2 separate regions of the Homo sapiens genome follow, and region 2 is linked to region 1. A link is an interaction called in ENCODE POLR2A ChIA-PET data of the cell type or tissue named here. Cell type or tissue: Caco-2. All regions are shown on one strand. Links, peaks and the distances in the headings refer to the core of each region. The heading gives the core; the rest is flanking DNA.

Region 1 (5,382 bases), core at 157-5,156:
CTTCTGTTTGGATAGGCTGCTAGGAAAAGCATGTACTATTGAACCTGTGAGGAGCACTCATATCCCACTTCTAACTCCTCATTTCTTCATCGGTCAGCCTGGATGTCTCTTCCTTTAGAAGCCTTTGCTGATCACTCCACTTCTTCCAAATACAGTAGATGTGTCTGCTGTGTATTTATACAACATCCTGAACTACTTAACATGCTGTTTATTTACTTGTTTGTATTCCCCATTAGAATAGGCTCTGAGAAAGCAAAGACTGTATCTGTCTTGCTTATCATTGTATCCCTGACAGCTCGCCCACTGGCTGGCTTTTAATAAGCACACCATAAATATTTACTTGAAATACTCATTTTTAAAATGAACAGATGAATGAATGATAGATGGATGGTGGATGGCATTATGTAGCTAAAAATTGTGTCCTGTCTCTACCTATTTTTGAAGACCATCCTTTAGTTTGCGTTTCCTGCCATGTTTGAGGGGCCTTTTTTTGGTCCATAACTCTTGTCTTTTATTCAAATTAAAACACCGAACAAAAGCACATTCGATTATTGACCATGAGGTTTTTATTCTGCTGTCAGTGTCAACCTCATGTCTAAATCACCTGAGGTCAAACTTACATATATCTGGATAGCCTTTTTGATGACGATGGTAGTCTAATTTGTGTGTTATGTGCTCTTGAAATGTTTTGCTGTAAAGACACTAGAACTGAATTTTGCTTTATTGCAATGATGATGAATGTTAAAAAAAACAACTCAGTAACATTCAAACCAATTTCCAAGTTTGTTCTTCAGCCAGAGGAACTTGCACACTGACTTTTTGTAAAGGTAGCAGATTTATTGTGTTGTAATTCATACACCATAAAATTCACCATTTTAAAGTTTCCAATTTAGTGGTTTTTAGTATGTTTACAGAGTCATGCAACCATCACCACAGTATCATTGCAGGATGTTTTTATCATCCCTCAAAGAAATCCAGACCCACAGGAGGCTGAAGCAGGAGAATCGCTTGAACCCGGAAGGCGGAGGTTTCAGTAAGCCGAGATAGCGCCACTGCACTCCAGCCTAGTGACAGAGCAAGACTCTGTCTCAAAAAAAAAAAAAAAAAAAAAAAAAAAAAAAAGAAAGAAATCCAGACCTATTAGTAGCCACTCCCCATTCTACTTTCTGTCACTATGGATTTGCCTATTCTGCTTATTTCACATAAATGGAGTCATACATTGTATGGCCTTCTGTGTCTGGTTTCTTTTACTTACTTAGCATGATGTTTGAAAGATTCATTGATGTTGTAACATGTATCAGTTACTTTGTTCCTTTTTATGGCTGAATAATATTCCATGGCATCCCATTTTGTTTATCAGTTGACGGATATTTGGGTTGTTTCAGTTTTTAGCTATTATGAATATTGCTCCCATGAACATCTGTGTACAAGTTTTTGTGTGGACATGTGTTTTCGGTTCTGCTGGATATATACATGAAAGTGGAATCGCTTAGTCATATAGTAACTCTGTGGGAGATTTAAGGAACTGCCAAACTGTTTTCTGAAATAGCTGCACCATTTTACATTCTTACCAACAATGTATGAGGGTTCCAGTTTCTCCATATCCTCGCCAACACTTTTTATTATCCCTCTTTTTCATTATAGCCATCCAATGAGTATCTCTTTGTTGGTTGGGTTTTCTTTTCTTTTCTTTTTTTCTGAGATGGAGTCTTCCTCTGTTGCCTAGGCTGTAGTGCAGCAGCGCGATCTCGGCTCACTGCAAACTCCACCTCCCAGGTTCAAGCAATTCTTCTGCCTCAGCCTCCCGAATACCTGGGATTACAGGCATGTGCCAGCACGCCTGGCTAATTTTTGTATTTTTAGTGGAGACAGGATTTCACCATGTTGGCCAGGCTGATCTCAAACCCCTGACCTCGTGATCTACCCCCTCGGCCTCCAAAAGTGCTAGGATTACAGGCGTGAGCCAGGGTTTGCTTTTCTGTAATGATCAATAAAATAGAGCACTTTTCATGGTTTATTGACCATTCTTGTTGAAAATCAGTTGACCATAAATGTGAGGGCTTACTTTTGGGCTCTTAATTCTATTCCATTAATCTGTATGTCTGTCTTTATGCCAGTACCACACTGTCTTGGTATTTTGGACTAAGTTTTGAAATAGAGAAGTGTGAATCTTTCAAGTTTTGTTTCCCTCAAGAGTATTTTGGCTCTTCTGGTTCTCTTGCATTTCCATATGAATTTTAGGATCAACTTGTCAATGATACAAAAACAAAGCAGCTAGAACTTTTGATAGAGATTGAGTTGAATCTGTTGTGCTCACTGGCATTTGGCTGAAACTTTAGCTTGTTACCTCTTTTGGACTAGTTGCGTGGACCTCATTTTGAGCATGTAGATGTGATGTTATCAGGATTTGGTTATTAACTTTAGATTACAAATGTTTGGGAACTTAAACATGTTATTCACAGCCAGGCATGGTGGCTCACACCTCTAATCCCAGCACTTTGGGAGGCTGAGGTGGGTGGATCACCTGAGTTCTGGAGTTTGAGACTAGCCTGACCAATATGGTGAAACCCTGTCTCTGCTAAAAATACAAAAAATTAGCTGGGCACGGTGGTAGGTGCCTTTAGTCCCAGCTACTCAGGAGGCTGAGACAGGAGAATTGCTTGCTTGAACACAGGAGGCGGAGGTTGCAGTGAGCTGAGATCGTGCCACTGCACTCCAGCCTGGGCAACAGAGCAATACTCCATCTCAAAAAAAAAAAAAAAAAGTTATTCACATATAACATACAACAGAAATAATCAATGTTCACTTCGTTGACTATTTACAGAGTGAGCACACCTACATAACAAGAGTCTGGATCTAAAAAGGACCATTGCCAGTATCATTGAGACATTTTGATGTTTGTTTTGATTCAGGTTTTTTCATTTTCCTAGATGTTCTAGTAGAGCTGAAGGCTTATCCTTTTTTTTTTTTTTTTTTTTTTTTTTTTAAAGACCGAATCTTGCTCTATGGCCCAGGCTGGAGTGCAATGGCGCGATCGCAGCTCACTGTAACCTCTGCCTCCTGGGTTCAGGTGATTCTCCTGCCTCAGCCTTCTGAGTAGCTGGGATTACAGGTGCCCGCCACCACACCTGGCTAATTTTTGTATTTTTACTAGAGACGGGGTTTCACCATGTTGGCCAGGCTGGTCTTAAACTCCTGACCTCAGGTGATGCGCCTGCCTTGGCCTCCCCAGGTGCTGGGATTACAGGCATGAGTCACCACAGGCAGTCAGCTTATTTTAACTGCATATTTGGAATATCAGTAGGTAGCATAGTGCAGTGGTTGAGCTACGGACTTTTGGCCTCAACTGCTGGGGTTCAAATTCTAGCTTTACCACCTATTAGCTGTGAGACCGTGGGCACGTTACTTAACCCTATGTGCCCCAGTTTCCTCTTCTGTAAAAGGGGGACAAAACTATCTCATTGGGAGGATTAATATGTAGATTGCTTGGAAAATTGCCTGATGATCACAGTAAGTGCCATATGTGTATTAGCTATTATTCATATTATTACTTTTATTGTTGTTATTTTGTATTTGTATTTCTTTAGTGGAATATAAGCTCCTTGTCTGACTTGTTTATCATGATATGCCCAAAGACTAGCACTGTGCTTGGCACATAATAGATATTCAACACATTTTTTGAGGAAGGAAGAAGGGGATTTTAAATAATAGAATTCCTAAATCCTTTTCTGAAACCGCCTTTGACAGCTATAATGTCTTTCATTTACAACAGCTTCTGGAGCTATTTGACAGCGAAGACCCTCGGGAACGGGACTACTTAAAAACAGTCTTACACAGAATTTATGGCAAGTTTCTTGGTCTTAGAGCATTTATCCGAAAACAGATTAACAATATTTTTCTAAGGTAAGTGGAGTGTGATGGGGGAAGAAGGAGAAGCAAAGTTGGTGTTTTTATGAGTATTAAGTAAATCTCAAATATCTGAAAACGGTGTACTGACTTCTCTTTCTCCCTTTCTGCCTGCCTTCCTTCATTCTACTGACTCTCCTGCCTCTTCCTCTACCCCCTCCCCCTCCTCTCCTCCCCCATCTTCTCCTCTCCTCCCCCATCTTCTCCTCTCCTCCCCCATCTTCTCCTCCCACCCTCCTCTTCCTCCTCTTTTCCTCTTCCTCTCCCTCCTCCCCCCACTGCTTCTTCTCTATCCCTCCTCTCCCCCTACTTTCCCCCTCCTCTTCCCTCTCCCCTGCTTTTCTCCTCCCCCTTCTCCTCCTCCCCCATCTCCTCCTCCTCTCCTCTTTTCCTCTCCTCTCTCCTCCTCCTCCTCTATCCCCTGTCCTCCTCCTTTCTCCCTCCCTCTCCTCCTCTCCTCCCCGCTCTCCTCCTCTCCTGCCCCCTCCCCCTTCTCCTCTTTTCCTCCCTCTCCTCCTCTCTTCCCCCACCTCTCCCTCCCCCATCTTCCCCCTCCCCTCTCTTCCCCCCTTCTCCTCTCCTCCCCCGTCTCTTCCCTCCTTTTCTCCCCCTCCCCCTTCTCCTCCTCTTCTCCTCCCTGTCCTCCTCTCTTCCCCCACCTCTCCCTCCCCCATCTTCCCGCTCCCCTCCTCTCTTCCCCCCTTCTCCTCTCCTCCCCGACTCCTCTCTTCCCTCCTTTTCTCCCCCTCCCCCTCCTCCTCCTCTCCTCCTCCCTCTCCTCCTCTCTTCCCCCCATCTCTCCCCCGTCTCCTCCTCTCTTCCCCCCTCCTCCTCCCTTTTCCCTCTGCTCCTCCTCCCTTCCACCCTCTCCTCCCCCCTCTTCTCCCCTCTCTCCTCCGCTCTTCCCTCCTCTCCTCCCCCTCTCTCCCCATCTTCTCCTCCCTCTCCTCTCTTCCCCCATCTCTCCCCCATCTCCTCTCTTCCCCTCTCTCCTCCTCTCTTCCCTCCTCTCCTCCTCTCTTCCCTCCTCTCCTCCTCTCTTCCCTCCTCTCCTCCTCCTCTCTTCCCTCCTCTCCTCCTCCTCTCTTCCCCCCTCCTCTCCTCCTCCTCTCTTCCCCCCTCCTCCTCCTCCTTCTCTCTTCCCCCTTGTCCTCCCTCTCCTCCTCTCTTCCCCGCTCTCCTCCTCCTCCTCCTCTTCTCCTCCTCCTCCCCCTTCTCCTCCTCCTCCTCCTCTTTTTATCCCTTCCTTCTCCTCCTCCTCTCCTCCTTTCTCCTCCCTTTTCTCCTCTTCTCTCAGGTTTGTTTATGAAACAGAACACTTCAATGGTGTAGCTGAACTGCTGGAAATATTAGGAAGGTGAGCACGGTTTTTCTAATTGCTAATCTCAGATGAATATTATTTTAAAAATTAGGTTCAGGTGGCACCAAGAGATGCTCACCTAGTTCTCTTGCTGTATGTACATTGGGTCTCTCTCA
Region 2 (5,382 bases), core at 163-5,162, 69 kb before region 1:
CTCCGCCTCCCGGGTTCACGCCATTCTCCTGCCTCAGCCTCCTGAGTAGCTGGGACTACAGGCGCTCGCCACCACGCCTGGCTACTTTTTTGTATTTTTTTAGTAGAGATGGGTTTTCACCGTGTTAGCCAGGATGGTCTTGATCTCCTGACCTCGTGATCAGCCCGCCTCGGCCTCCCAAAGTGCTGGGATTACAGGCGTGAGCCACCGCGCCCGGCCACTTTAATTGTATTTTTTGCCATTATTAATAGGTGCAAATCTTGCTTCCCCCTGGACTGTACTTTTTTTGAGAGTAGATCCATTTGTTTTCATTCTTTACAACATATGCCCTTATAATATCTTCTTGTACCTTTTTTTGTAATGTAAAATGTTTTAACTTTTATATTTATCTATATGGTCATTTAATTAGGGTTTCTCTCCATTTGGTCTGTAAGCTTCATGAAGGCTAAGAACATGAAGTTTGGTTTTGCTTAATAGTGTATATTTATAGCCTAGACTAGTGCCTGGCATGTAAAAAGTGTTCTGTAAATATTTGTGGAATGAATGAATGAATGATTAAGTTAAACATGGTAGATTCTAAACAAATTCGTGTTGTGGGAAGGTTGAAACCACCTATCATATCCCTTCCAGACTTAGTCTGAACCCTTCTAGGAGGCAATTAAAAGTTTGCAAAATTTTAGTTAAGTCCTTAGATCTCTAAATAACAGAGTGTGTGGGGAAAAGAAAGGTTTAGAGATACTTTGAAGTGGTTTAGTATTTTATGTTATTTTAGTGGGAGGTTAATACTGTTTGTTTTGAATATGTTGTAAAGAACTCTAAGTGTAAGTTACTATTATTACTTTTAGTTAGTATATATAAGTATTAATATTTGTGAGTATGATACTAATTTAAAATTTTGGCTCCAAGGACAAAGCTGTCGAACATTGCTTGTTTATTTATTTCCTTTGCACATTTTGCATAAACCTGATTATATCAGAAGAAGCCTTGATGTGTGAGACCCAAGTGGTATCCTTGTTTTGGCAGTGCTCATCCAGATTGTTGCAGTCTTCATAAATTCTAGCTTCTCTGTCCCAGATGCTCTGTTTGTCATTCATTCTTCCATCCAAATGCTAACTCTCTTCACCCTTCAGGAGTTTGACACGTTGCTGATGCATGTACTGATAGCTGACTCATCTCACCTATTGAGTCAGCATCTTACCTTTCCTCTAATCAAGTTACAACTTTATTTTGAAGTTATTTCACTGGGTATTATATTAGTAGGTCAAGGTCAATATTATTTTCTTCAAATATGCTTACACAACCAGACATACCAAAAAGGGAGGGGAGATCTATATGTATCAACAATTTATATTGTTCATTTTTGAAAAAAAAGACTGGCATTGTGTTTCACACAATGCCTAGAATATGGAAAATATTCAGTAAACATTCTGTGTCTTAAACGCTCGTGCTATCACTGTGACAAAGCTACTGTTTTTAGGCTCATTTTGTAAAAGATACTAAGGCTCAGCAGTGCTTTTTAACAACAACATTAATTTAGCAGTTAAAGTTTATTGAGCACCAAATGTGTCCCAGATACTCTTCTATGTGTTTTTATTTTTATGTACTCACTTAATTCTTAAGTAAACTCTGTGGGGTAGGTGCTGTTATTATACCCTCATTTATAGATGAGGAAACTAAGGGCTAGAGACTCACCTAAGCTTTTCCAGCTAGGAAGTGGCAAAGCTGACCTTGGACTCCAGGCAGTCTAACTCTGTAGCCCATCGTCTTAGCTGTCACACTATACTGCCCAAAATTGCCCAGCTGGAGCCTGATTGGAACCCAGGTCCCCTGATTTCAAAGTCTGTGTGTGTGTGACCCCAAGGACAACCTCAGCCATCTGGAAGAATGCAGAATGGGCTTACATTTCTTTTTCAAGTTCCCAATTATGCTGAAAGAAATCGAATTCATTTGACATCTTAAACGTTTCTGTGATGTTTTTCCAGAATTATAACTGACAGACTTTTGAGATAGTGGACCTAGTTGCCGAGCTTAGTTTTAACTTTATTATACTTATTAAGGTCAACTCTTATTTCTCATATGTGGTCTGGCTCCTTAAGTGGAAGATAGAGTTATATAATATGTTTTCTGAAAGGGAAAGTCATTTTCAGTACAATCTGAAGAGAAAATGTTTGTACTACCCCATGGCATGTTTAGCTAAACTCTGGGTTACAGTATTAGACATAGAATGCTGAATTATATCAAAATTCAGAAAAAGGCTGTGCTTAGAATTGCACTGTAAGCATGCATATCTTTAGGTTTCAGTGACTGTCTTACCCTTGGAGACGGATGTTTTGTGGCTAGGAAACCAGCAGCATAGAAGGAACATGTTGTAAATAGTGTTTTTTTTGTTTGTTTGTTTGTTTTTTTTGAGACGGAGTCTTGCTCTGTCACCCAGGCTGGACAGTGGCAAGATCTCGGCTCACTGCAAGCTCCGCCTCCCAGGTCCATGCCATTCTCCTGCCTCAGCCTCCCGAGTAGCTGGGACTACAGGCGCCTGCCACCACGCCCGGCTAATTTTTTGTATTTTTAGTAGAGACGGGGTTTCACCGTGTTAGCCAGGATGGTCTCGATCTCCTGACCTCGTGATTTGCCTGCCTTGGCCTCCCAAAGTGCTGGGATTACAGGCGTGAGCCACTGCACCCGGCCAATAATGTTTTTAAATACTTTTCTGTTCTGAAAGTGTTAAGCTTCCCAGACACGTTCGCTGTCCTTTTTAAACTCTCTGCATTACTGTTCTCCAAGTTTTGATTTTGGAGTCATATACTCAAAACTGTTCATACACACATACATACATACACATATGTATGTATACACATATGTATACACACATACATACGTAAGTACACACTTGTAAGTTTCTCCGTCTTTATTGTTTTATGCTTGAATAATTCTGCTTTTATACACACGAGGAAATAAAGCTTTGAAATGGGTTTCTTGTCTCTTGGCATGGTATTTCAGATTTGAATTTTGGATTTCCTCAACTGTTCTATGTGGACTTACATTTGTATTTAACTATATTAATTAAGTAGTATCTTTTGTATGAAGCATGGGAGAGCTTCACAATTAGGGGACTGTGTACTACATGCCTGTGTACTACATGCCATCCCTGGATTTTACTGCTGAGATTATGACTTTAATTATAAATTTACACTCTTTATTACTCTTGGGATTAGAAGCTATTCCACTGTTCTCAGTCCTGTGTCAGTCTCAGGAGCTTAAGCTCTCATACTTTAAAATCCCAACAGAGGTTCAAAAATAGCATCTCTAAGCTGGCATTGCAACATTGGATTGACTCTTGTTGTTGTTTTTTTTTTTTTGTATTTTTAAAACTTTTTTTTTTTAAGTTTCATGATGTCTTTGATCAACTATAAATTATGAATTAACAGATAAGTGGGCTGTTAAAATAGCTGCAGGTTCATTTTATTCTGAAACAATTGGTGTTGATGTTAATCTTCAAAACAAATGGAAAATACATAGGCCATTTTATCCCCTTTAGAAGTAATCTCTTGGGGAAGGACCCTCAATTAACTGAAATGCTTGAAAATAATGTCTCCTTTTATTGCCGTTTTTTTGGCCGGGTTGTGGGGAGGGAGGGTCAATTGAATGTTACATGCTTGCTGAAAATCTTTAATTCCATTAACTTATTTCCTTACCTTATAAGCATGGCGTAAATAAAAAATAATCTTTTTTCTTGAAGATTTTTGTTTCTCATACTTCTGAACCTGACTGAAAATTGGGCTTCAGTGATGCTGACTCTCAGGCACATCCTGGAAATTTGTTCCGTAATTCCTTTTTATCAAATTAGGATTTTATGATTTGCTCCTTGTCTTAAAAGACAAGTGCAGAAGAGAAGTTATGGTTATTTGAGAGTTCTAAATAGATGGCCTTTGTTTAATTCAAGTTTGGTATTACTAGAATAAAATTTTAACAAAAAATTAATGTTTCTTTAAAAAAAATTTTTTTTTGAAACAGGGTCTTACCGTGTCACCGAGGCTGGAGCGCAGTGGTGCAATCACGGCTCACGGCAGCTTCTGCCTCTTGGGCTCAAGCCATCCTCTGACCTCAGCCTCCTAAGTAGCTGAGACTACAGGCCTGGCTAATCTTTTGTTAGTTGTTGTTTTTTTTTTTTTTTTTTTTTTTGTAGAGGTGGAGTTTTACCATGTTGCCCAGGCTGGTCTCGAACTCTTGGACTCCAGTGATCCTCCTGCCTCAGCCTTCCAAAGTGCTGGGATTACGGGCGTGAGCCACCATGCCCGGTCAAAAATTTAATGTTTCTAGAAATACTTCAGAATAAAATTAAAAAATTGTTTAAAACTAATTTTGAAGGTGTGCCAGAAATAGCAAATATAAGTATTTCTGCACAGAAGATAGTTTTAATAAGTTATGAAATAGGAAATTGATTCCATACAGTATTTATAGATACTTGATAAATATTTGTCAAACGAATGATGACTTTTTTGTGGAAAGCACTTTCCACCCTAGAAATGATTTTTCATTTAATCTTTACTCAACCCTGTGAAGTACATTTTCTTTTTCTTTTCTTGTCTTTTTTTTTTTTTCTTCTTCTTGAGACAGAGTCTCACTATGTCACCCAGGCTGGAGTGCAGTGGCACAATTTCGGCTCGTTGCAACCTCTGCCTCCTGGGTTTGAGCGATTCTCCTGCCTCAGCCTCCCAAATAGCTGGAACTACAGACACATGCCACCACACCTGGCTAATTTTTATATTTTTAGTAAAGACGGGGTTTCACCATGTTGGCCAGGCTGGTTTTGAACTCCTGACCTCAGGTAATCCGCTCACCTCGGCCTCCCCGAGGTGCTGGGATTACAGGCATGAGCCACCGTGCCTGGCCAGAGTATATTTTCTTAATTTTACATGCAAGGAAACTAATGCTCAGAGAAGTAAGTGGCTTGTCCATTGTCAGTAAACAGTAAAAGTGTGATTCTAATTCAGAACCAGATTCCAGGCCAAAGTCCTCACCGTGTTTCACAAGACCCAAGATGATCTTCTGCAGCCACTTGTCCTTTCTTCTTCTGTCCTTTTCTTCCCCACTTTCCACTCCAGCTCCAGCCACATTCACTTCTTTGCTGATCATCAGATTCACCAGCATGCTCCTTCTTCCTGCCACAGTACCTTGCACTTGCCATTTCTCTCCTTGGGACACTCTTCCCCAGACAGCCTTGGCTGACTACCCCACTTCCTTCAAGTATTTGCTCAAATGTCATCTTCCAGGTGAATGCTCTGTTTAACATTGTACCCTTCAACCCCAGCGTGCCTAGTCCCCCTTGCCCTGCACACTATTATTCCCCATAGCATACACCGTATAACATGTTTATTATTTTTA

Evidence for each region. ChIA-PET counts read pairs that join two places held together with the same protein. Peaks named below come from ENCODE experiments on the same cell type or tissue, not always from the same donor. Only the 100,000 strongest peaks of a DNase experiment are listed, where the experiment ranks them.
Region 2: POLR2A ChIA-PET joins it to region 1 with 6 read pairs; 3 of 35 experiments call an interaction of 5 or more read pairs at or near these places.

Annotation. Positions count from the first base shown.
Region 1 is chr14:63,395,107-63,400,488 of GRCh38, reverse strand. It overlaps PPP2R5E (protein phosphatase 2 regulatory subunit B'epsilon), which reads left to right. Exons shown (of 14, transcript NM_006246.5): 6 at 3,773-3,903; 7 at 5,204-5,263. Among named protein-coding and RNA genes, the nearest start is that of GPHB5, 79 kb to the right of the region's middle. In Caco-2, for the core only: no CTCF peak of the experiment used is centred there; a DNase peak (open chromatin) is centred at 3,228.
Region 2 is chr14:63,464,248-63,469,629 of GRCh38, reverse strand. The region is part of intron 2 of PPP2R5E (protein phosphatase 2 regulatory subunit B'epsilon); the gene reads left to right. Among named protein-coding and RNA genes, the nearest start is that of PPP2R5E, 76 kb to the left of the region's middle. In Caco-2, for the core only: no CTCF peak of the experiment used is centred there; no DNase peak of the experiment used is centred there.